Regions from separate parts of the Homo sapiens genome. Here region 1 is linked to region 2. Evidence: read pairs that join two places in POLR2A ChIA-PET (ENCODE). Cell type or tissue: PC-9. All regions are shown on one strand. Each heading gives the region's core, and the rest is flanking DNA. Links, peaks and the distances in the headings are about the cores only. Region 1 overlaps RTN3 (reticulon 3). Region 2 overlaps PLCB3 (phospholipase C beta 3).

Region 1 (16,684 bases), core at 2,096-10,095, 560 kb before region 2:
CCCCAATCATATTAAGCAATATGTAGTAATAATAGGACTTAAAAAAAAAATAGAGACAAGGTCTCACTAGATTGCCCAGGCTGAACTCCTGAGCACAAGCGGTCCTCCTACCTTGGCTTCCCAAAGTGCTGGGATTACAGGCATGAGCCACCATACCTGGCCTAAATAGGACATGTTAAGATTTAAGTGACTTTTTTTTTATCCTGAAATACATATTTATCATTATTGGGTTTCAGGTAGATGCATGTATAAAAAATGTCATTGATTCAGACTGAGTTAAAGGCAGTTAAAGTTTTTAAAAGTAAATTTTGTGATATTTACTAAGTTGTACTGCTTTGAGAATACAGCTACATAAGCTAGGAAGTTAAACTTCTGATATGAATAGATTTCTAGTTAGAATGTCAGTGGAATAATCAGTTCCTTCTTCAATAAGTTGTACCCCTGAGTAGTCCTTGTCCTTGCAGTCTTTTGCTTATGGTTTCCTTTTTCCATCAAGCAACAATTATATTTCAGCCTAATCCCTGAGAGTTTCAAAATAGTGGATTACATTTTAATGATGTTTTCCTGTACTTCATAAAACATACAAAGATATTGACAGAAGTATAGATGTAGTATGTGGCTAATTTTTATTGAACTTTTACTATGCCCAGTAAACTTCACATGAATCATCTCATTTAATCTTCATAAGCAGTTCTATGAAGGGAAGGGACTAGCTCTTTTACCAATTGAAATGACTTGAAAATGGTGAAATCACTTGCTCAAGGTAACACAGCAAGTAAGTGATAGAGGGAGGATGCCAAAGCCGTGGTCATAACTGCTGTACCTATAATAAAGATGATCAAATAAACTAGCTGTATTTTAGGGTTTAGACTTCTTTTTAGAGATGGCATTTTGAAGTTAATATTAAAATCATGACAGCAGAAGAGGCAGATACCATTGTTTTGACCATATTATCACTATTAGTGATATAATTTAGTATCATCTGGGGTATATGCTCCCTCCAACAAAATCAAAATCAAACTGAAATTTTGTTTTACTTTTCAAAACCCTTGAGAGTGGAAGCTAGAAAATACTGTTTCTTTAGAAAACATTGGAAGAAAAGTAGGTGAAAATGAGATTGGAAAGAGGATCCATCCACCATGCCGCATTGGAAGCATTGCATTAATGAATGCTTGCATTCAATTTGACTAATGCAGTAGGCATCTGGAATAGGAAGTTACAACCCTGAACTTTGGGGGCAAGCATTGAGGAAAAAATAAATTTGCCAGTTACAGCCTTTTTTTAAAAAAAAAAAAAGAAAAACATTTTTCTTTGTACAAAAGAGACGTTTTGTTTAGGATCTAGCTTGGCTGCAGAATGTCTGCTGGCTAACTTCCTATTTTGATGCTGTGGCTGCAAGTTGTTGATACTGTTTTGCACGAATTTGTCTTGTTTTGTGAACATGAGAAAATTCAAGTGTAGGAAAACCTATACCTGAATATTTCAAACCTCCCTCAAATGAATATGCATAGTATGGATATGAAAAAGTAAGTTAGTGGCTACTACAGGCTGGCACCCATTCTTCACTGATGTATATAGTTATTCCATGTTATAGATATCCTTTTAGTAAAAAGTAATGAATTTCTTAGGTGAGCAGGTAATTAATCACATGGTAACTATAACCTAGTTTTAAACTATTTACTCTTTTTAGGAAGAACTCTTTGATATAGGATATAACATTCCTTATTCCTTAATTATAGATCACATTTTGTTTTTAGTAATTAAGTTATACGTACTTGAATAGATGAGTACTAAATCTTTATCTAAGAGACACTTTGGGGAAAAAGAAGCAGAATAAACAGTATATGAAGGGTTTTCAATTCAAATGTATTTACTCATAAGTATTTTTTGTTGGTTGTTTCTTTGTTTTTTAAGAGATGTGGTCTCACTGTGTTTCCCAGGATGATCTCAAACTCCTGGACTCAAGCAATCTTCCCGCCTCAGCCTCCTGAGTAGCTGGGACTACAGGCGGGCACCACTGTGCCCAGTCTTAGACATTGTAGTTTTTTTGTTTTTTTTTTTATCATGTTACTTTAAACTCCCCATCTTGCTCTGAAAGATAAAATACTCTAGGCATAAAAGAGAGAAATTTCTTCCTCAATTCCCATACCAGATTTTCTAGTCAGATGTGTTTTTTTCCTTATTCCAATAAAAATGCAGAATTACTGTACTTTAGAATTAGTATATGGAAGTGTTTAAAGTAGGCACGGGAAGACCGCTCCTGCTGTATGCCTTGGTACTCTTAAGTTGTGCAAGCCCATCTATGTGAGGAGAAGCCGTGACAGTGGCTCCTCCTGTGGGATTTTTATGGGACTAGAGCTCTGAAGTATGGCCCTTATCTTTCTGCTCTCCAACACATACCAAATGTATTAAGGCTGTGGTTCTGAAACCAGTTTCGTTGCCTGGGAAACTTGTAATACAGATTCCTGAGCTCTGTCCTCCTTAGGAAGTTCTGAGGCAGTAAATCAGAGATAAAGCCCATGAAGAACTAGTAGTTGCTCTTAAGTTTGAGAGGGATTGTGAAAAATTGTGCCAAAGGCTGTCTTTGTGCTCGGTTATTAAATTGTTCAGCTGGTTGTACATTGAACTAAAATATGCTTTGACCCTGCTGGTGGTAAAGATCATTTGTGAAACATTTTGTTGAGGAAAATTTACTGGCTGGGTGTGGTGGCTCACATCTGTAATCCCAGCACTTGTGGGAGGCCGAGGCGGGTGGATCACTTGAGGTCGGGAATTTGAGACAAGCCTGGCTGACATGGCAAAACCCCATCTCCGCTAAAAATACAAAAATTAGCTGGGTATGGTGGTGCACGCTTCTAGTCCCAGCTACTCAGGAGGCTGGGGCATGAGAATCACTTGAACCGGGGAGGTGGAGGTTGCAGTGAGCTGACATCAGGCCACTGCACTCCAGCCTGGTCGACAGAGTGAGACTGAGACTGTCTCAAAAAAAAAGGAAAAGTTATTTATCTTTCAGTGTTGGCTTAGAATTTCTTATATGTTAAGTTCTCTTGTGGGGTTTTTGGTTTTGTTTTTTGGGTTTTTTATTTTTTTTTTGTTATTTTTTTTTGAGACAGGGTCTCACTCTGTTGCCCAGGCTGGAGTGCAGTGGGTCAATTAGGGCTCACTGCAGCCTCAACTTTCCAGGCTCAAGCAATCCTCCCACCTTAGCTTCCTGAGTAGCTGGAACCACAGGCGTGTGCCACCACACCAAGCTAATTTAAAACAAAAAATTTTATTTTTGAGACGGAGTTTTCGTTCTTGTTGCCCAGGCTGGAATGCAATGGCGCGATCTCAGCTCACCACAACCTCTGCCTCCCAGGTTCAAGTGATTCTCCTGCCTCAGCCTCCTGAGTAGCTGGAATTACAGGCATGCACCACTACTCCCAGCTAGTTTTGTATTTTTAGTAGAGACAGGGTTTCTCCATGTTGGTCAGGCTGGTCTCGAGATCCCAACCTCAGGTGATCCACCTGCCTCAGCATCCCAAAGTGCTGGGATTACAGGCGTGAGCCACCGCGCTGGGCCCTACAATTTTTTATAGAGAAGGGATCTGTCTCATTATTTTGCCCAGGCTCGTCTAACTCCTGGGCTCAAGCAATCCTCCCACCTGGGCCTCCCAGAGTGTTGACATTACAGGCATGAGCCACTATGCCAGGCTGGGCTCTCAAGCATCTTTATCTGCATAGAACCTAGCACAATTCTTAGGATGCCATAGGCATTTGGTTTGTACCAACGTATTCAGACGTTGCATCACCTAAGATTTTGAAGTAGATAAAAGCTCTTTGAATTATCTTCCTTAATATGTGAATGGTAGGAGGGAAAGTGTCTAAAGCTCTACATGAGGATTTTCTGTATTATATACCAGATGAAGGTGGTTACAGTTTGCCAATATGCCTTTTCTCTCCCTAGTAAAAAGGCATGTGGTCTGGAGTCTCTATGTCAAGAGAGTTTTTTGAGAATGTGGTGTTTGGGGACATTTATTGGGGATTTACTAAGTGGCAGCTACTACTGTGAACATGTATTAACTCATTTAATCCTCACAGCAGTTCTAAAGTTAGGTGCTTTAATTTTCCCATTTTGATGAGATTGGATTAAGCAGTTTACTCAAGGCCACACGATTAGTAATTGTGATTAAAGGACTTTGATTTTTTTTTTTTTTTTTTTTGAGATGGAGTCTCACATTGTTGCCTGGGCTAGAGTGCAGTGGTGTGATCTTGGCTCACCGCAATTTCCACCTCCTGGGTTCAAGCGATTCTCCTGCCTCAGTCTCCCGAGTAGCTGGGATTATAGGCATGCGCCACCACACTCGGCTAATTTTTTTGTATTTTTAGTAGAGATGGGGTTCTCCATGTTGATCCGGCTGGTCTTGAACTCCTGACCTCGTGATCAGGACCAGCTCGGCCCCCAAAGTGCTGGGATTACAGGCGTGAGCCACCGTGCCTGGCCGACTTCGAATTTTTTAATAAGAATTTTTTGGCCGGGCGCAATGGCTCACACTTGTAATCCCAGCACTTGGAGAGGCCGAGGCAGGCGAATCACCTGAGGTTGGGAGTTCCAGACCAGCCTAACCAACGTGGAGAAACTCCGTCTCTACTAAAAATACAAAATTAGCTAGGCCTGGTGGCGCATGCCTGTAATCCCAGCTACTCCGGAGGCTGAGGCAGGAGAATCGCTTGAACCCAGGAGGCAGAGGTTGCGGTGAGCCAAGGTCACACCATTGCACTCCAGCCTGGGCAAAAAGAGTGAAATTCCATCTCTCAAAAATATAAAAGAATTTTTTATTTGGGTCTAAAAATTTAGAATTTAGAATATGACTACCAACTTAATTTCTTAGTCTTTGTTTCAGATAATATATCTCAGTGGAGTATTTAGAGTTTAAGAAGATGAGTAATCATGGAGCTGAGTACTTGATAAGTTTGAGAACATGTTCATGATCATTGTGGGGATATGACATTTTTTACCTCTTACCATATATCGATTCTCACCCACCCCCCATTTTTTGAAACAAGGTCTTGCTTTGTCACCCAGGGTGGAGTGCATGGCTCACTGCAGCCTCGACCTCCTGGGCTCAAGCAGTCCTCCCACTTCAGCCTCCCAAGTAGTCAGGACCACAGGTGTATGCCACCATGACTGGCTAATTGTTTAATTTTTTTGTAGAGATGGGGTCGCACTGTGTTGCCCAGGCTGGTCTCGAACTCCTGGGCTCAAGCTGTCTCCCTGCCTTGGCTTCTCAAAGTGCTAGGATTACAGGCATGAGCCACCACACTCAGCTGATTCCCTTTTTAGTAAATCTACTAGATCTATGACTTTATTTGTTAATAATTAGAGTAGCACCATGTTTTTAAGTGATTAGAACTCTTGAAAATGAATATCCACACTAAATTCCATTATAGCAAAGAACTAATTTAGAAAATGTTCATAATGAGAGTTTTGATGGCGATTTGTTTTGAGTAGTGTTGAAAGGCTCTTAGAGTGCATGTGAAGGGATGAATCTTTTGAGAAAAGAAAGATAGTAGACATTTTCTGAGACATAAAATAATCCAGATTTATTCCACCAGACAGCTTTACAGTGTATAGTATTTTAAGAGCTAACTGCCTTCAGATTCACTGGACTTTTCTGTCCTTTTGCCAGGTACTGACTTGGGCAACAGCAGTGACTACAAGTGCCATACTGACCAATTGGAAGAGTCTTTGCTTATCGGAGCTGTTCTAAAAGGCTTATTAGTTTTTGGTCTTCATTCTATTTAATGTTTTCATGCCTTTATAAACTTTTTACTTCCAGCCCAATTTTTCCCATTGTCTTGGTACAGGTCAGCTGTGTCCAAGTTTGTTAGGGTTTCAGCTAGCCAAAAATGGTATTTTCATTTGCTGAAATTCTAAACAAAATAATTAAAGTTAAAGCACAGATGATGATGCTACCTTATTTTTCTACATGTGGGAAAGCTTGATTGATAGTAATGATTAGCGCCTGCATCTCACAATCACTGAGAAATGAATGCAGCACTGAGCTCTGTTTGCCCTCTAAGCTTGTCCCCAGAAAAAACAAGATATACCCTAAATAGTAAGTTATAATATTTTTATTAGGGAACATTATTAGAGTTTTTTTTTAATATATCTCGTAGCCATGTCATATTAATCTTTTTTCTTTTTTCCTTTTTTTCATTTTTCTCTTTTCTCTTCTCTTCTCTTCTCTTTTCTCTTTCTCACTCTGTCACCCAAGCTGGAGTGCAGTGGCATGACCATGGCTCACTGCAGCCTTGACCTCCCAGACTCAAGCAATCCTCCCACTCCAGCCTCCCAAGTGACTGGGACTACAGGCACGTGCCACCATGCACGGCTAATTTTTCTATTTTTTGTAGGGGCAGGATCTCAGCATGTTGCCCAGGCTGATCTTGACCTCTTGGACTCAAGCAATTTTCCCTCCTGTGCCTCCCAAAGTTCTAAGATACAGGCATGAGCCACCACACCCAGCCTAGAGAATCCTTAATGTTTGAAGTCTGTCAGGCTATCATGGTGCTCAGCAGAGGATGTGTTAGTATTCTGAGAATAGGACTTCTAACTTTAGTTTTACCTGAGATTATTCTACACCTAACTTGAAACTTTTGGAGTATTAAAGGTTCAAAGAAGTTAAGAGAAAAGCAAAGCTTGATAAACTGACCAGTTTGTGTCCTGCTAAAGCATAGACAGTTTTACCATGCTCTTCCCAGTGACATGAATATTCTTTGGTTAGCATTCAATTTGGTTGCTTTCTTTTTTGTTTAATCAGGCACTGTCACCACTGTATTATTGTCATCATTTTGCTTATTGATTTTGCTTATTGTCTGCCTTCCCCTCTGTGTTGTAAGCTCCATAAAGGCAAGAAATTTTTTCTGTTTTATTCACTGCTTTAAGCCCAGTTTCTAAAACAGTGTCTGACACGTGGTAGGCACTCAATAAATACCTGTTGAATTATTACTAATTCATTTTGTAGACTTTCATCTGTAAGATGACAGATCTGAATCATCTGAAATCTCCATCTCCATAAAACATATAAGCTGGCTGGGTGCAGTGGCTCATGCCTGTAATCCTAGTACTTTGTGAGGCTGAGGCGAGCAGATTGCTTGAGCTCAGGAGTTCGAGACCAGCCTGCGCAACGTGGTGAAACCAGCTCTCTACTAAAAATACAAAAAATTAGCCAGGTGCGGTGGTGCACGCCTGTAATCCCAGCTACTTCGGAGGCTGAGTCAGGAAAATCGCTTCAATCTGGGGGGCGGAGGTTGCAGTGAGCCGAGATTGCACCACTGCACTCCAGCCTGGGCAACAGAACTAGACTCTGTCTAAAAAAAACACACAAAAAACACACAAAAAAACATATAAGCTGAACCTCCCCTGTGGGGTGGAGTCAGTTTGACTCACCTCAGAGTTGTTTGAAGAGAGAGGTTCCCAAACAGTTTTACCATAACCTTAGTTCACTGAATGTTTTGTGGTAGAAACACTGACTAGTAAGTTCAGTAACAATGCATGGCTCAGATTGTGGAATATTTCTGATTTAAATGTAATCTGTAGTACTTCACACTTCAGATTTTTGAACCTTTTAACCTACAATACTGGGCTTCATTTCTGTTATGCCCTAATCTAGTCATGCTGAATATCCATACTGTATAATGGTAGATGCAAACCATGTTTACTAAATTAGAACTACATATGAATTACAGTTTACTTCAAGTGTTTTGTTTTGGTAATATAGCTTTGCCACCAAGCTTTTACAGTTTTCCTTGAATGTACAAAGACTTTTTATTCTAATAACCAGATTACAGTTATACTATTTCTAAAGCTCAGCTCTTATTACATCAAGTTTCAGTGATGTGTTGAAGTAGGGGAACTTTATATGGCATTTCAAAACATTTTCATAATACTGGAATTTTATTTATTGTAAAATATTTTTGTCTTTAATAAAATAATTTTGAATGAAGTCATAATTTTGCTTTTATCTGGTATTTGGATGTTTACATGAAAAAGGGAACATAAGCTGAATAAAGGTAATCCCAAAAGAACTTCTCTGTCACATTTTCCCAGTTACTCATTCATGCTCAAGGCATTGCTGTCCTGAGCCTACTTAGGTCTCAGCTGACCAAGCTGAATCTTTGATTCACTTATTTGGGGCTATTTATTTAAGACCCACTTTGTCCCAGCTCCAAAGATACAACAGTATGCAAGAAAGACAGCGCCCAGGGTGGGCGTGGTGGCTCATGCCTATAATCCCAGCACTTCAGGAGGCCGAGGTGGGCAGGTTGCTTGAGCCCAGTAGTTTGAGACCAACCTGGCAATGTAGTGAGGCACCAGGTCTGTAGAAAGTTTAAAAATCAGGCCAGGCGCGGTGGCTCATGCGTGTATTCCCAGCTCTTTGGGAGGCCGAGGCAGGCGGATCACGGGGTCAGGAGATCGAGACCATTCTGGCTAACACGGTGAAACCCCGTCTCTACTAAAAATACAAAAATAAAATTAGCCAGGCGTGGCGGCGGGTGCCTGTAGTCCCAACTGCTTGGGAGACTGAGGCAGGAGAATGGCGCGAACCCGGGAGGCGGAGCTTGCAGTGAGCAGAGATCGCGCCACTACACTCCAGCCTGGGCGACAGAGCAAGACTCCGTCTCAAAAAAAAAACAAAAAAAAAAAAAAAAGAAAAGAAAGTTTAAAAATTAGCCAGGTGTGGTGGCATGTGCCTGTGGTCCCAGCTACTTGGGAGGCTGAGGTGGGAGGATAGCTTGAGGCCAGGAGGTCAAGGCTGCAGTGAGCCACAATTGTACCACTGGCACTCCAGCCTGGAGGACAGAGGGAGACCCTCTCTCAAATACAAACAAACAAATAAATGAAGTAAGAAAGCACCAGCCCTTGGGATATTTGTTTTGATCCTTTTCCCCAGTAAAAATTTGTTAGAGTGGGAAGTTAGAAAACAGTGTGGTAGATTGATGGCTACTATGGTATTAACTGATAAGACTTAACGTATTACTTTGAGAAGGATATTTTCTATTTTAAAAGTAATTCTGGAGTTAACTCTGTCTTTTTTTTTTTTTTTTTTTTTTTTTTTGAGACAGTTTCACTCTTGTTGCCCAGGCTGGGGTGCGATGGCGTGACCTCAGCTCACTGCCATCAATGTCTGCCTCCTGGGTTCAAAGGATTCTCCTGCCTCAGCCTCCCGAGTAGCTGGAATTACAGGTGCCTGCCACCACGCCCGGCTAATTTTTTTGTATCTTTAGTAGAGATGAGGTTTCACCATTTTGGTCAGGCTGGTCTCGAACTCCTGACCTCAGGTGAGCCACTGCACCCAGCCAAGTTAACTCTGTCTTAACCAAAGAAATCAATTTGCACAGTACAATATTGATTTAAATGACAAGTTAGTACAAGAGATTTTGGAGGGGCCAGGCGTAGCGGCTCACACCTGTAATCCCAGCACTTTGGGAGGCCAAGGCGGGTGGATCACTTGAGGTCAGGAGTTAAGAGACCAGCCTGGCCAACATGGTGAAACCCCATCTCTTCTAAAAATACAAAAATTAGCTGGGCTTGATGGTGCCTGCCTGTAATCCCAGCTACTTGAGAGGCTGAGGCAGGAGAATGGCTTGAACCTGGGAGGTGGAGGTTGCAGTGAGCTGAGATTGCGCCATTGCACTTCAGCCTGGGCAACAAGAAAAAGACTCCGTATCAAAAAAAAAAAAAAAAGATTTTGGAGGGGGTCCACCTTTTTCAGTACCCTTTAGTTTAGAACATCACAGCTATTTATTTGTACATGGGACAGATTCTCCCTGTGGATAGAATAGAATAATTCTAGTCTCATTTTTCAGATTCAGGAAGGGCCCATTGCATCTCCTAAAAATCAAAAAAGTCTGGCCACTAGTTTTTTTCCTTTTCAGATTGTGAGACTAACAGATTTATAGAGGCAGTCTGTGCTCTGAATTGTTCAGCTTACAGATTGAAGTCTATCAACCCTTTATAGTATCAGGTTATTTGTTTTGTATAAATTATTTTGCTTTTGTTGATTAGCTCTATCAAAGAATAAAAAACCTCCCAAGATTTCTCAATCTTACCGCCCTTCTTTATGCTTTCTCTGTACAATGGAAAAGTAGACCAAAAGTATTTGTCATGAAAATTTTTTATCATTTGCAGTTTGTGGCATGATATGGCTTTTCTGTTTCACTGTTGGCAGTTTTATGCATGTCCTGTAGGATAACTTGATCGTTTTGTTACATATTTATGTGTGTATATATACATCCTGTGTGTGTATATATATATTTATGTAATTTAAAAAATAAAAAGCATGCTGCTTGGCTTGGCTAGCTAATGTGTAATTGTACCTGGTAAACAATTTTTTTCTTTGAAATTCTGATCATAGAGGGATTGAGCTCTCTTTGCTCTGATGAGCCATCTTCAGAAATTATGACTTCTTCCTTTCTTTCATCTTCTGAAATACATAACACTGGCCTTACAATACTACATGGAGAAAAAAGCCATGTGTTAGGGAGCCAGCCTATTTTAGCCAAAGAAGGAAAAGACCACTTGGATCTTCTAGATATGAAAAAGATGGAAAAGCCTCAGGGGACCAGCAACAACGTATCAGACTCTTCAGTTTCTCTTGCAGCAGGAGTTCATTGTGACCGTCCTTCTATTCCAGCCAGTTTCCCAGAGCATCCTGCTTTTCTCTCAAAGAAAATTGGTCAAGTGGAAGAGCAAATAGATAAAGAGACCAAGAACCCAAATGGGGTATCAAGTAGGGAGGCTAAAACTGCATTGGATGCTGATGACAGATTCACTTTGCTGACAGCCCAGAAACCACCTACTGAGTACTCTAAGGTAGAAGGCATTTATACATATTCTTTGTCTCCATCCAAAGTTTCAGGAGATGATGTTATTGAAAAGGATTCCCCTGAATCACCATTTGAAGTAATTATTGACAAAGCAGCATTTGACAAAGAATTTAAAGACTCATATAAGGAGAGCACAGATGATTTTGGTAGCTGGTCTGTGCACACTGATAAAGAATCATCCGAAGACATTTCAGAGACTAATGACAAGCTTTTTCCACTGAGAAATAAAGAGGCAGGACGTTACCCAATGTCTGCATTGCTCAGTAGGCAGTTTTCACACACAAATGCAGCACTGGAAGAGGTGTCCAGATGCGTGAATGATATGCATAACTTTACTAACGAAATACTGACTTGGGATCTGGTTCCCCAAGTGAAACAACAGACCGATAAATCTTCTGACTGCATCACAAAAACTACAGGACTTGACATGAGTGAATATAATTCAGAAATTCCAGTTGTAAATCTTAAAACTAGCACTCATCAGAAAACTCCTGTATGTTCTATTGATGGGAGCACTCCCATCACTAAATCAACAGGTGATTGGGCAGAAGCATCTCTCCAGCAAGAAAATGCTATTACTGGAAAACCTGTACCTGACTCTTTGAATTCCACAAAAGAATTCAGTATCAAAGGTGTGCAAGGCAATATGCAGAAACAGGATGACACACTTGCAGAATTACCTGGATCTCCACCTGAGAAATGTGACTCTTTGGGTTCTGGAGTGGCCACAGTGAAAGTGGTTTTACCTGATGACCACCTGAAAGATGAAATGGACTGGCAGAGCTCTGCATTGGGAGAAATCACAGAAGCTGATAGTTCTGGTGAGTCTGATGACACAGTAATAGAGGACATCACAGCAGATACATCATTTGAAAATAACAAAATTCAGGCTGAAAAACCTGTTTCCATTCCAAGTGCTGTTGTAAAAACAGGTGAAAGAGAAATCAAAGAGATTCCCAGTTGTGAGAGAGAAGAAAAAACATCTAAAAACTTTGAAGAATTGGTCAGTGACTCTGAGCTGCATCAAGATCAGCCTGATATTCTTGGAAGGAGTCCAGCTAGTGAGGCAGCATGTTCAAAAGTACCCGATACGAATGTCTCCTTAGAAGATGTGAGTGAAGTTGCTCCTGAAAAGCCTATTACTACTGAGAACCCCAAACTTCCTTCAACAGTGTCTCCAAATGTTTTTAATGAGACAGAATTCTCATTAAATGTGACAACATCTGCCTATTTGGAGTCATTACATGGGAAAAATGTTAAACATATAGATGATTCCTCCCCAGAGGACCTGATAGCAGCCTTTACAGAAACCAGAGATAAAGGAATAGTAGATAGTGAAAGAAATGCTTTTAAAGCAATATCAGAGAAGATGACAGACTTTAAAACAACTCCTCCTGTAGAAGTCTTACATGAAAATGAGTCCGGTGGTTCTGAAATTAAAGACATTGGAAGCAAATACAGTGAACAAAGCAAAGAAACAAATGGAAGTGAGCCTCTAGGTGTTTTCCCTACCCAAGGTACTCCAGTAGCATCTCTTGACTTAGAACAAGAACAGCTCACAATTAAGGCTCTTAAAGAATTAGGTGAAAGACAGGTTGAGAAGTCAACTTCTGCACAGCGTGACGCAGAATTGCCTTCTGAAGAAGTACTGAAGCAAACTTTCACATTTGCTCCAGAATCTTGGCCACAGAGATCATATGACATCCTAGAACGTAATGTCAAGAATGGATCTGATCTTGGGATTTCCCAGAAGCCCATCACTATCAGAGAAACTACTAGGGTAGATGCTGTTTCCAGCCTTAGCAAGACTGAATTGGTAAAAAAGCATGTCCTAGCAAGACTTCTGACAGACTTCTCAGGTAACCATTTATATTAGAATACTGCATGTGGTTAATTCTGTGATTGATTACTTATCAGCGTGCCATTTATGTTAGTCTGATTTATACCTACAAAATTATGGCTAAAATACAAAAACAATATGCTGTATGATGGGAAAGGCAGATTCTTCTCCTGTCTTTTTTTAAATGATTGCTTGATTTGGTTTCCTTAATATCAATATTTCCCAAAGCAGTAGACCACTTTGTAACATTAATCTTCCCCTAAATATTTTTTCTATGCTCGCTGGGTACGGTGGCTCACGCCTATAATCCCAGCACTTTGGGAGGCCGAGACGGGCGGATCACAAGGTCAGGAGATTGAGACCATCCTGGCTAACACGGTGAAACCCCGTCTCTACTAAAAATACAGAAAAATTAGCTGGACGTGGTGGCGGGCGCCTGTAGTCCCAGCTGCTTGGGAGGCTGAGGCAGGAGAATGGCGTAAACCCGGGAGGCAGAGCTTGCAGTGAGATGAGATCGCGCCAGTACACTCCAGCCTGGGTGACAGAGCAAGACTCTGTCTCAAAAAAAAAAAAAAAAAGAAAATTTTTTTTCTATGCTCCAGTTATATTTCAAGGTACTTCTTTTCTTATAGGTTGCCCCTAAGGTGATATTAGGTGAGAATCTAATATCATCAGGTTCTTACTTATTTACAAAGCTTGTTTTTAAATCTCCATAATTGTCATACTTTTTAGCACTTGGATTTTTTGATATGTGCTTTGTGGAATCTTAGCAATCAAAGATAAAGGAATTCCTGCTGGGAAAGATAGTAAATGAAACTTTTAATTAATGTGATCGTATACTATAGAGATTTTATGCTCTGAAAGTAGGTAACCAGTATTGTAGTACTATTTTGTGAGTAATGCTTAGGAGAACTCATGCATTCTTCTACTTTCTATCTTATTTAATATTCTTCAGGCCAAAACTCATTATTAGATGGTACCAGAAACCCCTTCTCTTGTCTTTTATCTATTTCAAATGATCACTTTTCTAGCAAGTGGCTTTCAGTTAGATTACTGCAAATGCTGTCTATTCTGGGATCTTGGAAAGTACAAGAAAAAAAAAGGATCTTTCAAGCCCCTCTACAAGGGACCCCCATCCTTTAATGTAATACCAAGTTTTACATCTACTGTATGGTCAGTGTTAGGTGCTATGTAGAGGTCTGTGGTTTTTAAACTATTTGATTATAGATCTTTTATCAAATGAAATCATACACAGAGTTGTAGTATTTACAAGAAAATTAGATTTTTGTTAGGCTAAATGTATTTTGTGTTTGATTTTGTGCCTTTTTATAAAGGCATTTTCTTACTGGAAACTGTAGGTAGATTTATCTTTTTAAGTTTTAATATTTAAAATAGATAAATTGTACTTAACCTTACAATGGTATTGTGAGGATTAAATATGAAAATGCAGGTAATACAGTGCCTAGCACATAGTAAATATGCAGTCAGATTTAGCACCAAATACAGGGCCTGCCACATAAGTAGTACTGGATAATTATTTGTTGAATGAATGATATGAATTATTTCACTAACAATTATCAGTGAAAGACATTGAGGCTTTTTGATAAACCAAAAATTTTGAATTACCAATTAAGGATAGCTCTTATACTCTAGCATTTGAAGCTCACTGAATTTGGATTAAAGAGTACTAGGTTCTAATTCTTGCTGTGCTGTGTCTAGAAGTATGACTTTGAACAAGTAACTTACATAACCTTTCGGGGGCCTCAGTTTTAATATCTGTAAAGTGAGGATGTAAAGTGAAGTAGATGGTCTTCAATTATCATTTAAATAATATGATTCTCTGGCTCTGGTACATTCTAGATTTCTTCCTCAGTTGTCATAATTCTTACAGGTAGTAACTTTTGGGCAATAAGGCATATAGGAATTATGCTACAAGAACTCCAGTGTCTAATTCTGGCAAATTCCTGTTTTAGCATGACCTTAGATGACTAGTCTAATTGGTTCAGCATCTTCCTTTGTTAATGTGATGATCATTATTTTGCCCTGCTTTGTATGTTGCAGTAAATAAAGTGCTGTGTAAATGCTAATTATTAGTGATTATCAACTGAATTATTTAATCTAGCGTGAGAGATGTAAAGGGCTATGGAAGTTCAGGATATTTGTCACTGACCAAAGTCTATGATTAGTGTATGTTTTTAGATTGTAATTAAAGAAGACCGGTATAGTTAGACCAAGAAGTTTAAAGGCCTTTCTTGCAGCTTTCAAAAGTGAAAACCTTTTAAAATTGTCTTATTTATGAATAAATCTTTAAAAATATAATCCATTTCATTGCAGTGAAATAAATAAATAAAAACATAAACCATTTCAGTAAAATGCATCAGTGTCTAGTTTTATTTATTTATCTTTTTTTTTTTTTTTTTAATTTTTTGAGACAGAGTCTCACTCTGTTGCCCAGGCTGGAGTGCAGTGGCGCGATCTCGGCTCACTGCAACCTCCACCTCCAGGGTTCAAGCGACTCTCCTGCCTCAGCCTTCCGAGTAGCTGGGATTACAGGCGTGTGCCACCACGCCCAGCTAATTTTTTGTATTTTTACTAGAGATGGGGTTTCACCATGTTGGCCAGGCTGGTCTCTCAAACTCCTGGCTTCAAGTGATCCGCCTGCGTTGGCCTCTCAAAGTGCTGGGATTTACAGGCCTGAGCCACCACACACAGCCGATTGTCTAGTTTTAAATACGTGTATCTGCATATTCTTCCTTTCTAAGGTAAAAACAGTGCTTTAATTATATTCTGCCTTAAGTTGTTTGGGAAAATAGGCAAAAGAAACAATGAAAGAATTAGTGGTTTTCTGTTTGTTTTTGCTATTTTATGGTATATTATGTAACAGCTTGTAATGAAGCCTTTATCATATTATAGTTGGTTGCTGAGTAATTAAGTTATGATAGACTCTCATAGTTTGGGGAAGAAAATCAGATCCCTGCCTCTCACATACCTAGTGTAGTGAAGATAGTTTTTTGTGTTTTAGTATCCAGATTGGCAGGATGCAAGGAAATAAGCATATAGTTTGGTGAAGTACATGTAAATTGTTACAGCCTTTCTGGAAGGCAGTTGGCAATATGTAACAGACCTAGAACTGCCCTAGCAATCTTGTTTTTAGGAATTCTTTTTTTTTTTTTTTTTTTTTTTTTTTGAGACAGAGTCTCGCTCTGTCGCCCAGGCTGGAGTGCAGTGGCGCAATCTCGGCTCACTGCAAGCTCTGCCTCCCGGGTTCACGCCATTCTCCTGCCTCAGCCTCCCGAGTAGCTGGGATTACGGGCGCCTGCTACCACGCCCGGCTAATTTTTTGTATTTTTTAGTACAGACGGGGTTTCACCATGTTAGCCAGGATGGCCTCAATCTCCTGACCTGGTGATCTGCCCACCTCGGCCTCCCAAAGTGCTGGGATTACAGGCGTGAGCCACCCGTGCCCGGCCCTTTTTTTTTTTTTTTTTTTTTTTTAAAGACAGAGTCTCACCGTGTTGCCCAGGCTGGAGTGCAATGGCACGATCTCGGGTCACTGCAACCTCCACCTCCCGGGTTCAAGCGATTCTCCTGCCTCAGCCTCCCAAGTAGCTGGGATTACAGGTGCCTGCCACCACGCCCGGCTAATTTTTTGTATTATTAGTAAAGACGGAGTTTCACTATATTGGCCAGGCTGGTCTCGAACTCCTGACCTCGTGATCCGCCCGCCTTGGCTTCCCAAAATACTGAGATTACAGGCGTGAGCCACGGAACCCAGCTGGAATTTATCCTTTTTTAAAAATGTGCAAAAATAACTACACAGATGTTCATTATAGCACAGTTTATGATAGTGGCAGATATCTCGGTGTCTTAACAATTAGAGATTGGTTGAGTATATTATGGTATAACTGTGCAATCGAATATTACACAGTCATTGAAGTTGTTAAAGTTTTGTTTTTTTTTTTTTTAAGAAAT
Region 2 (10,184 bases), core at 1,373-9,372:
GGCCCCCTGGCCCCACCACCTCCCCTGCCAGCACCTCCCTCAGCAGCCCAGGTAAGGAGTGGCCTGGGTCGGGGGTGGGCTGCAGGGAGGCACCCCCCACCCTGTCCTCCAGCTCCTCACAGGGCCTCTGCTCCCCAGGGCAGCGTGATGATCTCATCGCCAGCATCCTCTCAGGTAGGGGGCGGGGTACCTGGAGGCAGGGGGCTGCCTTGCAGGTTCCCCCACCCCCCGCCCACCTTTGCTCTGCCGCTCCCAGAGGTGGCCCCCACCCCGCTGGATGAGCTCCGAGGTCACAAGGCTCTGGTCAAGCTCCGGAGCCGGCAAGAGCGAGACCTGCGGGAGCTGCGCAAGAAGCATCAGCGGAAGGCAGTCACCCTCACCCGCCGCCTGCTGGATGGCCTGGCTCAGGCACAGGCTGAGGGCAGGTGCCGGCTGCGGCCAGGTGCCCTGTGAGTGTCTGGGCCGCCTGTGTGCTATGTGTGCTGGGTGTGCTGATGTGAACATGGGGGTCGGTGGGCATGGAGAGATGGCAAGAGCTGCTCCTTGACCCCCAGGGAGGAGGGTTCAGTGCAAGGATGGAGGAGGCTTTCCACACCAGGCGTCCCTGTGTCCCCCAGGGAGTGACATCTCTTTTGAAGTCCATGAGGAGCATGTTGCCCAAACAGGCTCCCATCACTTGGGTGGAGCTAACAGGCCTCCTGGTTTGCATAACAGACCTGGCCCCATGGGATGGTGTCTGCCATCGCTTGCCAGGATGTGCCCCCCTACACACCCTCCCCATCCCAGTCCATGTGACGGGCCCAGGCATCACCCAGAGGGGTTCTCCTCGCAGAGGTGGGGCCGCTGATGTGGAGGACACGAAGGAGGGGGAGGACGAGGCAAAGCGGTATCAGGAGTTCCAGAACAGACAGGTGCAGAGCCTGCTGGAGCTGCGGGAGGCCCAGGTGGACGCAGAGGCCCAGCGGAGGCTGGAACACCTGAGACAGGTAGGGGGCCTGCAGTGGCCAGGGAAAGCCTGCTGGATAGACCCGTCGTCAGCCCGGCATCACCTGTCAGCTCCCTGTGTCCACAGGCTCTGCAGCGGCTCAGGGAGGTCGTCCTTGATGCAAACACAACTCAGTTCAAGAGGCTGAAAGAGATGAACGAGAGGTGAAAGCCGAGGATTGTCTATGGGAAGGGCTGGGGACTTCTAGTACCAGAAGGAGGGCAGAGTCTGTGCTTCTGCCGCTGACCCCTCCTCTTCCCCTGCCGGCTTCTCCAGGGAGAAGAAGGAGCTGCAGAAGATCCTGGACAGAAAGCGCCATAACAGCATCTCGGAGGCCAAGATGAGGGACAAGCATAAGAAGGAGGCGTAAGGGCACCGGGACCGGGGGCCATCTGGGTACTGGGGAGGCAGGGCAGGTGTCTGGGCCCCGAGCCATCCTGCGTTGCTCCCGTGCAGGGAACTGACGGAGATTAACCGTCGGCACATCACTGAGTCAGTCAACTCCATCCGTCGGGTGAGTCAGGCTCCCGGGCCACCCTACCCCACCTCCCTTCCTTCACTCATCAGACACCCATCTCCATGCCTGGCCTGGTGCCACGTTGCCCTCAAGGTTCTTCTAGGGCCTTTCTCAAGTGCCCAACAGCCCCAGGGTACCCACATCATACCCAAAGCCAACTGTCTGTACCAGTGTCCCTGGCTTTGGCGTCCTTGGGCCCAGTCCTCTCACAACCCTGATACATTGCCCTGGGAGCCTTCGCCCACCTGACTTCTTTTTCTTTGAGACAGAGTCTCACTCTGTCGCCCAGGCTGGAGTGCAGTGGCGCGATCTTGGCTCACTGCAACCTCTTGGGTTCAAGCAATTCTCTTGCCTCAGCCTCCCGAGTAGCTGGGATTACAGGCATCCGCCACCATGCCTGGCTAATTTTTTTATTTTTAGTAGAGATGGGGTTTCACCATGTTGGCCAGGCTGTTCTCGAACTCCTGACCTCAGGTGATCCGCCCGCCTTGGCCTCCCAAAGTGCTGGGATTATAGATGTGAGCCACTGCACCCGGCCTCGCCCACCTGACTTCTATACCCAGCCAGAGCCTCGAGGCTCTAGCCCCTCCCTCAGGGCCCCTCAGCTGAGCCCTTGCCCACCCCTGTAGCTGGAGGAGGCCCAGAAGCAGCGGCATGACCGTCTTGTGGCTGGGCAGCAGCAGGTCCTGCAACAGCTGGCAGAAGAGGAGCCCAAGGTGAGGCCATGGGCGAACAGGTGGGCAGACGGGGTGCAAGGCAGCCAGGCCTCGCCTGTGATGCCCATCCTTCTCCCACAGCTGCTGGCCCAGCTGGCCCAGGAGTGTCAGGAGCAGCGGGCGAGGCTCCCCCAGGAGATCCGCCGGAGCCTGCTGGGCGAGATGCCGGAGGGGCTGGGGGACGGGCCTCTGGTGGCCTGTGCCAGCAACGGTCACGCACCCGGGAGCAGCGGGCACCTGTCGGGCGCTGACTCGGAGAGCCAGGAGGAGAACACGCAGCTCTGAACTGGCTGAGCGAGGTGGCCACAGGGCCAGGGCGGGCGCTGGGTGGAGGGCAGGAGGCAATGACACTAATGCTTTTTTTTTTTTTTTTTAACTTTTTATCTAGAAATTTTATTTTTTTAAACCCGGGGCAAGTACCTCAGCTAACTCCCTTCATCCTCCTGGGGCCCCTCCTTCCTGCCCTCAGTCTTAGGTTAGGGCCTTGGTCAGGGCTTTGCTCCCTGTGACACCCACACCCTCGAGCTAGCAGCGTCTCCTCCCTTCCCCGGGAGAGCTGGCTGGAGACTTGGAGCTCCGGGAAGTAGGAGTCACATTTTTTTCTCTATTCTTTGGGGATTTTTTTTACATGAATAAAAGTGGATTTCAGGGACCCTGTGTGCAGTGTGATTTGGGGTGACAGGACTCTGGGCCCTAAGTTTCCTCATCTATAAAATGGACTTTGGGCATTTGGTGGGGTTGAGGTCACGCCTCCAGCCAAGGGCTGCTGGGTTGAACCTGAGCTTGCCCTGCCGAGTCTGCTGAGCTTCCGTGGCCTTCTGCTTGTGCCCTCTGCCCCCAAGCCGCTGTTCCTGTTCCCCCATCCCCATGACTTTCGTCTCTCCGAGGCTCTCCCTGTTCTCTCTTTTCTGAGGCTCAGGCCTCTGCTTCAGGAAGCCTTCCCTGCCCCGCTTCCTGTGGCCTGATATGACCCAAACGCCTAGTATCTTCCGCTGGGGCTGCTCTGGGCCCCCGACAGGCAGTTGACTCTATCAGGTGATGGATCGGCCAGGGTGGAGCAGGGCAGCTCAGAACCTGCCCAACACCGGGGGACCTGGGTCTTCAGAAATAGGTGGGCAGTAGGCCTGCCTGTGACTCTGGGGGAAGGGAAGTGGACAGTCACAGACACGCAGGGGCTGGGCCACCCAGCATCCCCTCATCCCTGTGAGGGAGATGTTATGCCTGTTTTACAGATGAGGAGACTGAGGCCCGGAGCCATCTGTCGTGTGCTAGGCCACAGCTAAGTCAAGACGTCCTGACCTGGAGGCAGGGCAGGCCTGGACCCTCCGTGGTGGACTGTCTTCAGCCAGCCTGGACCTGTCCCATGCCTCAAGACCAGCGAAAAGTGGCAGAGAGCCCACAGTGCGGGCTCCAGGGCGGGGCTGGGCTCGCAGCAGGGTCGGCTTGGCACCTCTTCAAGGCCTCTCCCAGCTTCCTGGCTCTTCCCAGGCTGCCCGCCTGCATCCCTCCTCCAGGGGAAGGCGGCCTCTTATCTGGGCTTATCTCCTGCCAATTGAGTATCTTCTTTGCTTTGTTTTTGCTGCAGCCTCAGGCAAACAGATGGGGTGGGGAGGCCAGGGAAACAGGCTCCGGAGTAGGGCCCTCCTCCCTCAGGGTCAATGCAATGGCCCCAGACTTCCTCACTTCTTCTGTGGGACGCTGCCCTATCCCCCAGTTCTGCTCACTCCAGTGTATTCCGTATCTAGGCTCCTCAGCAGCCAACTCCCACCTTCCTGACTCTAGCTGGTGTCCACTGAGGGACACACTCCAAGTCAGTTCCCAGGTCCTCAAATACCAGCTGAATGTCTAACTTCTGGGTGTGACATTCCAGCCCCTAGAAGCCTGGCCTCTGCTGCTCCCCTGTCCTTCCATGGGTCCACTCCTCCTTGCGCCGGGGGGGATGACCCTCACCTCACCTTCCGGTCGCAGCTCTAGCTGCCTCCTCCCTGAAGCCCTCTCTGACTGCCCTGCCGATTCCGGGCCCTCGGGAGCTTCCGCGAGCAGGGCCGTGGCGCAATGCATCTCTGTGCCCGGCACCAAGAACCGGCCCGGGTTATAGGGGGCGCCAATAAATCTTTCTGGAACGGAGCCCCCGCTCTGTCCGGGTCCCCGCATGAAGCCTCAGTTTCCAGCGACCGCGCTGCTGCCAGCCTGGCTCAGCCGCTCCCTCCCGCCCCGCGAGGTACCCGGGCGGCGCTGGCCCCGGGCCGGCCACACAGTAGCTGCTGGAAAGGGCTGACCCAAATAGGAGCGAGTGACCCTCTCTGGGGGGCCGCGGCACGGTTTGCAGAGCGCGGGATCGGGCTGCCGGCAGCGCTGCGGTCCCAATGCGCGTGCTGGGGACTTGGACCTGGGCCGCGCAGCCCAGGCCCGCGAGCCGCCGCGACCCCTTCCGTCTCTGTCGCTGGATGTCAGGCAGAGCCTAAGTTTCCCTCGTAAGACAGCGGCCTCTTTTGAAAGTATCCGTGAGAGCACTACCCCGGCCTGCCGGAGCCCCAGTCGACGCACAGAAAAGCCTCGGCGGCACAGACGCGGGCTTTATTAACATTTGGTAGTGAGCACGGCCCCCAGGGCATCGCGGGGGCTCGGGTCCCGGTGACGCAACGGTTAAACCTGGCTCGCGACTTAGCGCAGGCGCCTGGGGGAAAGCCCGGAGCCTGAGGGCGGGGCCACGGAGCCACTTCCGGCGGCTGTGGGCGGAAAACCCAAAACTTCCGATGGGACCAAGCCTTCCGTGGCTTCACACGCACCGGAAGGGAATCTGGGTCAGCCCTCCCTCCAAAGGAGACAGCACGGATCCTCTTTTTGCATAGGCCTGAGGGAAGTACTTCCGCCCATATTCAAGATGGCTGCCCAGGGCAGTGGGAACGGGTGGAGTTTCGGGATGTGGAGCGAAGGTCACTGGGAGGGGGCGGAGCTTCCCCTGCCCAAGTTCCGATCCCACCAGGACTGGAAGACTCGCGTCCAGCTGGAGCTTTGCCGCATCTGCGTTGCTGTGCCCGCGCTCTTCGGGCGAGGAAGTCCCTTCTGGTGGAGGGAGAAAAGGGTTACATGAGTTAGATTACCATGGCAGCTCGAGCCAGGCTCTCCACTTCCGTGAGCCTTCCTCTAAGTGAGATCGGGGGGGAGATAATGAAGGCCACAACTCCCAGGAGGCTCCACGCCGGGCGGTCAGGGACGCTCGCGAGGACGCATGGGCCCCCAGGAATGGGAACTGGTTAGATCCCAGGAACTCCGTGCCGGAGACGGGAAGAGAGGATGCCTAGGGCCCTAAATGGAAAGGCCAGAGCTGGAGACCTAGCACCCAGAAGATGAGACCGCAATTCGAGAATCAAAGGGCCGGGAGCGATGGTGAGCGCCTGTAATCCCAGCACTTTGGGAGGTTGAAGCGGGAGGATCCTTTGAGGCCAGGAGTTCCAGGCTGCAGTGAGCCGTGATCGCACCACTGCACTCCAGCCTGGGCGACAGAGCGCACAGGTGCCAGCAAGGAGCACAAATACCAGCATGCCTGGTCTTCCAAGAATTCGGGGAACCCAGGAGCTTTGGCCTGGAGTGGGATCTAGACTACAGATCCCAGCATGCCCTGTGAGACACACACACACACACACACACACACACACACGCCTGGAGTGGGATCTAGACTACAGATCCCAGCATGCCCTGTGACACACACACACACACACACACACACACACACACACACGCCTGGAGTGGGATCTAGACTACAGATCCCAGCATGCCCTGTGACTGACACACACACACACACACACACACACACCTGGAGTGGGATCTAGACTACAGATCCCAGCATGCCCTGTGACTCTCTCACACACACACACACACACACACACACCTGGAGTGGGATCTAGACTACAGATCCCAGCATGCCCTGTGACTCACACACACACACACACACACACACACACACACACACACACGCCTGGAGTGGGATCTAGACTACAGATCCCAGCATGCCCTGTGACTCTCACACACACACACACACACACACACACACACACACACACGCCTGGAGTGGGATCTAGACTACAGATCCCAGCATGCCCTGTGACTCACACACACACACACACACACACACCAGGCGGGGGAAGAGCTGGGGAGTGGGGGCGGGGAAGTCTTGTGACTACAAATCCCAGAATGCTCTGGAGCTAGGAAGGAACAGGACGGCTTTGGGGAGGGGTCGTGGGACTCCAGATCCGGGCGTGCCTTGGGACAAGGCAGGGACAGACCGGCGGGGGGCGGCCTGGTACTTCAGGTCCTGGCACGCTGGGGACTGGCGCTCACCTTAAAGGAGTCCACAAACTCGTCACTCATCCTCCGGAGCTCGCGGCCATAGCGCTGTGCTGCCCAGAGGTTGGGGGGCGCCGAGCGCGAGCGGCCCCGAAAGGGGCTGGGCTCCTCCCCCATCCCTTCGTCGTCCTCCGTCCCCGCGGGGTAGGAGCTGTGGCGACTCCGGATCTCCACAGCCCCAGCGCCTGCAGAGGGTCAGTGGGTAGGGGGGCGACGTTAATCTCAGCTCCTCTAAGCCCCTGGCCCTGCCTGAACCCTCCCCATCAGCTCTGCAGGCCCACTCGTGGGTCTTCCAGGGGCGCATCACAGCCCACCTCTCAGAGCCCCAGTCCCTTGTATGTGAATCGAGGGGAAGCTCAGGGGCCTTTGGTGAAGATTTAGGTTAACTTCTCATTAATCCCACGAATCCTTACCGAGTGCCAATAATGGGTGAGGCCCTGTGCCTAGCACAAAATAAGGGCATAAGAAATACTAGTTACATCACAAGGTCAGGAGATCGAGACCATCCTGGCCAACATGGTGAAACCCTGTCTCTACTCAAAACACAAAAATTAGCTGGGCATAGTGGCACGTGCCTATAGTCCCAGTTACTCGGGAGGCTGAGGCAGAAGAATCGTTTGAACCCAGGAGGGAGAGGTCGCAGTGAGCCGAGATCACGCCACTGCACTCCAGCCTGGGCGACAGGCTTTTTTTCTCAAAAGAAAAAAAAAAAAAGCAAGAAGTATTATTAGTGCAAGACCTTCATGGGGCCTCCTGGCAACCCCTGGGTTGGTAGCTATTTCATAGTGTCTGTTCTACATCGGAGGAAGCCAATCCCTTGGATAGGAAAGTGTCCTGCCACAGCCGGCAGGATTGAATGCCTCCTCTGCAAGGGACCTGCAGAGCCCCTGGAGAACAAGAACTTGGCCGCTACATGTCCGCATCCCCCACAGAGCCTTCTCTGGAGACAGTGTCTGGAACTGTTGACGTTTTTAGGTACCATTGATGGTGCACTTACGTGTAGGCCGAGACATTCCCTTATTATCCTCCTAACCACCCTGGGAGGTGAGTACCAAACATGCTTAGGTGAGAAGACAGAAGCTTAGAGAGTTAAGACTTGCCCAGTTTCTGTGAAGCTGTGGAGGCCTGAGGCTGGAAGGTTCCAAAGGTTTGGTGGAATCCAGAGTCCAGTGATGATCAGCGGAGCTCTGTGTCTCTCCCCTTGTCTAGCCAGCCTTCGACTCTCTTAGCCTGTGTCCTCACCTTTATGAGGGGATAATCCTAGCCCTGACTCCCAGTGGCTGTGTGAACATCACATAAAATTAAAAAATGTGAAAGTGCTTTGTGGCTGGGCGTGATTCCTCACGCCTGTAATCCCAGCACTTTGGGAGGCTGAGGCAGGTGGATTGCTTGAGTTCAGGAGTTCGAGACCAGCCTAGGCAACATTGCAAAACCCCATCTCTATTAATTTAAAAAATTAATAAAAGAAGGCCAGACGTGGTGGCTCACGCCAGTAATCCCAGCACTTTGGGAGGCCAAGGCAGGTGGATCACCTGAGGTCAGAAGTTCGAGACCAGCCTGGCCTCAAACTCTGGTGAAACTCCGTCTCTACTAAAAATACAAAAATTAGTTAGGTGTGGTGGTTCACGCCTGTAGTCCCAGCCACTCAGGAGGCTGAAGCAGGAGAACTGCTTTAACCCAGTGGGTGGAGGTTGCAGTGAGCCGAGATTGTGCCACTGCACTCCAGCCTGGGTGGCAGAGCGAGACTCTGTCTCAAATAATAATAATAATAACAAAAGAAAAAAGAAAGTGCTTTGTAGGCTGCAAGTGCACTATGGGTTATTATTCAGAGGCCCGCCTACTATGGTCTATTTGAACTGTGCTCTGTGCCATCTCCCAACTCCTGCCAACTCCACTCCTCTACCCAGACCGATAAAGACTTAGAACCACTCCCCTGAGCAAACACTCAGAGTGCAATGACAGAGTGAGAAGCAGGTGGGGGGCTGGGCGCAGTGGCTCACGCCTGTAATCCCAGCACTTTGGGAGGCCGAGGTTGGGGAGATCACGAGGTCAGGAGTTTAAGACCAGACTGACCAAGATGGTAAAACCCCGTCTCTACTAAAAATACAAAAAAATTAGCCAGGCGCGGTGGCAGGCACCTGTAATCCCAGCTACTCGGGAGGCTGAAGCAGAAGAATCGCTTGAACCTGGGCAGCAGAGGTTACAGTGAGCCAAGATCACGCCACTGCACCCATCTCAAAAAAAAAAAAAAAAAAAAAAAAAGAGAGGCAGGTAGGGAAACATGCTGGGTGTTTATGGCAAGATATGTCTGTCAGGGAGGCTCTTTGGAGGAGGTAAATTACAGGCCAGGAACTGAAGGCGGGGGATAACCATTGGAATGTCTCTTCTCCCCTCAGAGGACCTGAGGACCTGGCCTGTGGGCCAGTGCAGGGCCTCCAGGGGTCCCAGCTAGGACACATAAATGAGACACATGACTAAGAAAGCAAGTAGGTGGCCGGGTGCGGTGGCTTACGCCTTTAATCCCAACACTTTGGGAGGCCGAGGCAGGCGCATCACGAGGTCAGGAGATCGAGACCATCCTAACACGGTGAAACCCCATCTGTACTAAAAGTACAAAAAATTAGCTGGGCATGGTGGCTGGCGCCTTAGTTCCAGCTACTCGGGAGGGTGAGGCAGGACAATGGCGTGAACCCGGGAGGCGGAGCTTGCAGTGAGCTGAGATCACGCCACTGCACTCCAGCCTGGGTGACAGAGTGAAACTCTACCTCGAGAAAAAAAAAAAAAGCAAGTAGGCGCAGTGGCTCACGCCAGTAATCCCAACACTTTGGGAGGCCAAGGCAGGTGGATCACTTGAGGCCAGGAGTTCGAGATCAGCCTGACCCAACATGGCAAAAACCCATCTCTACTAAAAATACAAAAAAAGGCCAGGTGTGGTGGCTCACGCCTGTAATCCCAGCACTTTGGGAGCCCAAGGCAGGTGGATCACGAGGTCAGGAGTTCGAGACCAGCCTGACCCACATGGTGAAACCCTGTCTCTACTAAAAACACAAAAATTAGCCAGGTGTGGTGGCGCGAGCCTGTAATCCCAGCTACTCAGGAGGCTGAGGCGGGAGAATCACTTGAACCCAGGAGGCAGAGGTTGCAGTGAGCCGAGATTGCACCACTGCACTCCAGCCTGGGTGGCAGAGTGAGACTCTGTCTCAAAAAAAAAAAGAAACTAGCCAGGCATGGTGGTGTGGGCCTGTAGTCCCAGCTACTAGGGAGGTTAAGGCACAAGAATCACTTGAACCTGGGAGGCGGAGGTTGCAGTGAGCTGAGATCTCACCATTGCACTCCAGTCTGGCAGTCTGGGAGACAGAGTGAGACTTTGTCTCAAAAAAAAAAAAAAAAAAAAAAAGCGAGTAAGGGAACGAGAGGACGGAATCCGGAAAGGCCTAGGGTAAGATAGGCTGTGATCAGAGTGCCTGGGCATTCTGAGCATCACCAAAGCCCAGAGCTGCCCCCAGGTCAGGTGGGGATACCTCAAGACCCTGGAGGAGTGAGGTGGCAGTGGGGAGAGGCATACTAGGTCAGGAGTAAAGATTACAGATGACAGCCAGGCGTGGCGGCTCATGCCTAT

What was found. ChIA-PET counts read pairs that join two places held together with the same protein. Peaks named below come from ENCODE experiments on the same cell type or tissue, not always from the same donor. Only the 100,000 strongest peaks of a DNase experiment are listed, where the experiment ranks them.
Region 1: POLR2A ChIA-PET joins it to region 2 with 22 read pairs; 2 of 35 experiments call an interaction of 5 or more read pairs at or near these places.

The regions. Positions count from the first base shown.
Region 1 is chr11:63,708,302-63,724,985 of GRCh38, forward strand. It overlaps RTN3 (reticulon 3), which reads left to right. Exons shown (of 9, transcript NM_001265589.2): 3 at 10,401-12,731. Among named protein-coding and RNA genes, the nearest start is that of RTN3, 35 kb to the left of the region's middle. In PC-9, for the core only: no CTCF peak of the experiment used is centred there; no DNase peak of the experiment used is centred there; H3K27ac peaks cover 1,013 bases.
Region 2 is chr11:64,265,054-64,275,237 of GRCh38, forward strand. It overlaps PLCB3 (phospholipase C beta 3), which reads left to right. Exons shown (of 31, transcript NM_000932.5): 23 at 1-51; 24 at 139-174; 25 at 257-449; 26 at 833-986; 27 at 1,073-1,149; 28 at 1,262-1,351; 29 at 1,442-1,499; 30 at 2,132-2,218; 31 at 2,300-2,870. The coding sequence ends at 2,503. It overlaps BAD (BCL2 associated agonist of cell death), which reads right to left. Exons shown (of 4, transcript NM_032989.3): 3 at 6,560-6,750; 4 at 4,777-5,284. The coding sequence ends at 5,156. It also overlaps a transcript of GPR137 not described here. Among named protein-coding and RNA genes, the nearest start is that of BAD, 15 kb to the right of the region's middle. RefSeq lists a silencer at 4,439-4,558 and enhancers at 5,009-5,438, 5,568-6,133, 6,302-6,531, 6,542-6,591, 10,049-10,184. In PC-9, for the core only: CTCF peaks have their summits at 4,569 and 6,605; DNase peaks (open chromatin) are centred at 4,078, 5,058, 5,858, 6,418 and 1 weaker place; H3K4me3 peaks cover 4,144 bases; H3K27ac peaks cover 4,294 bases.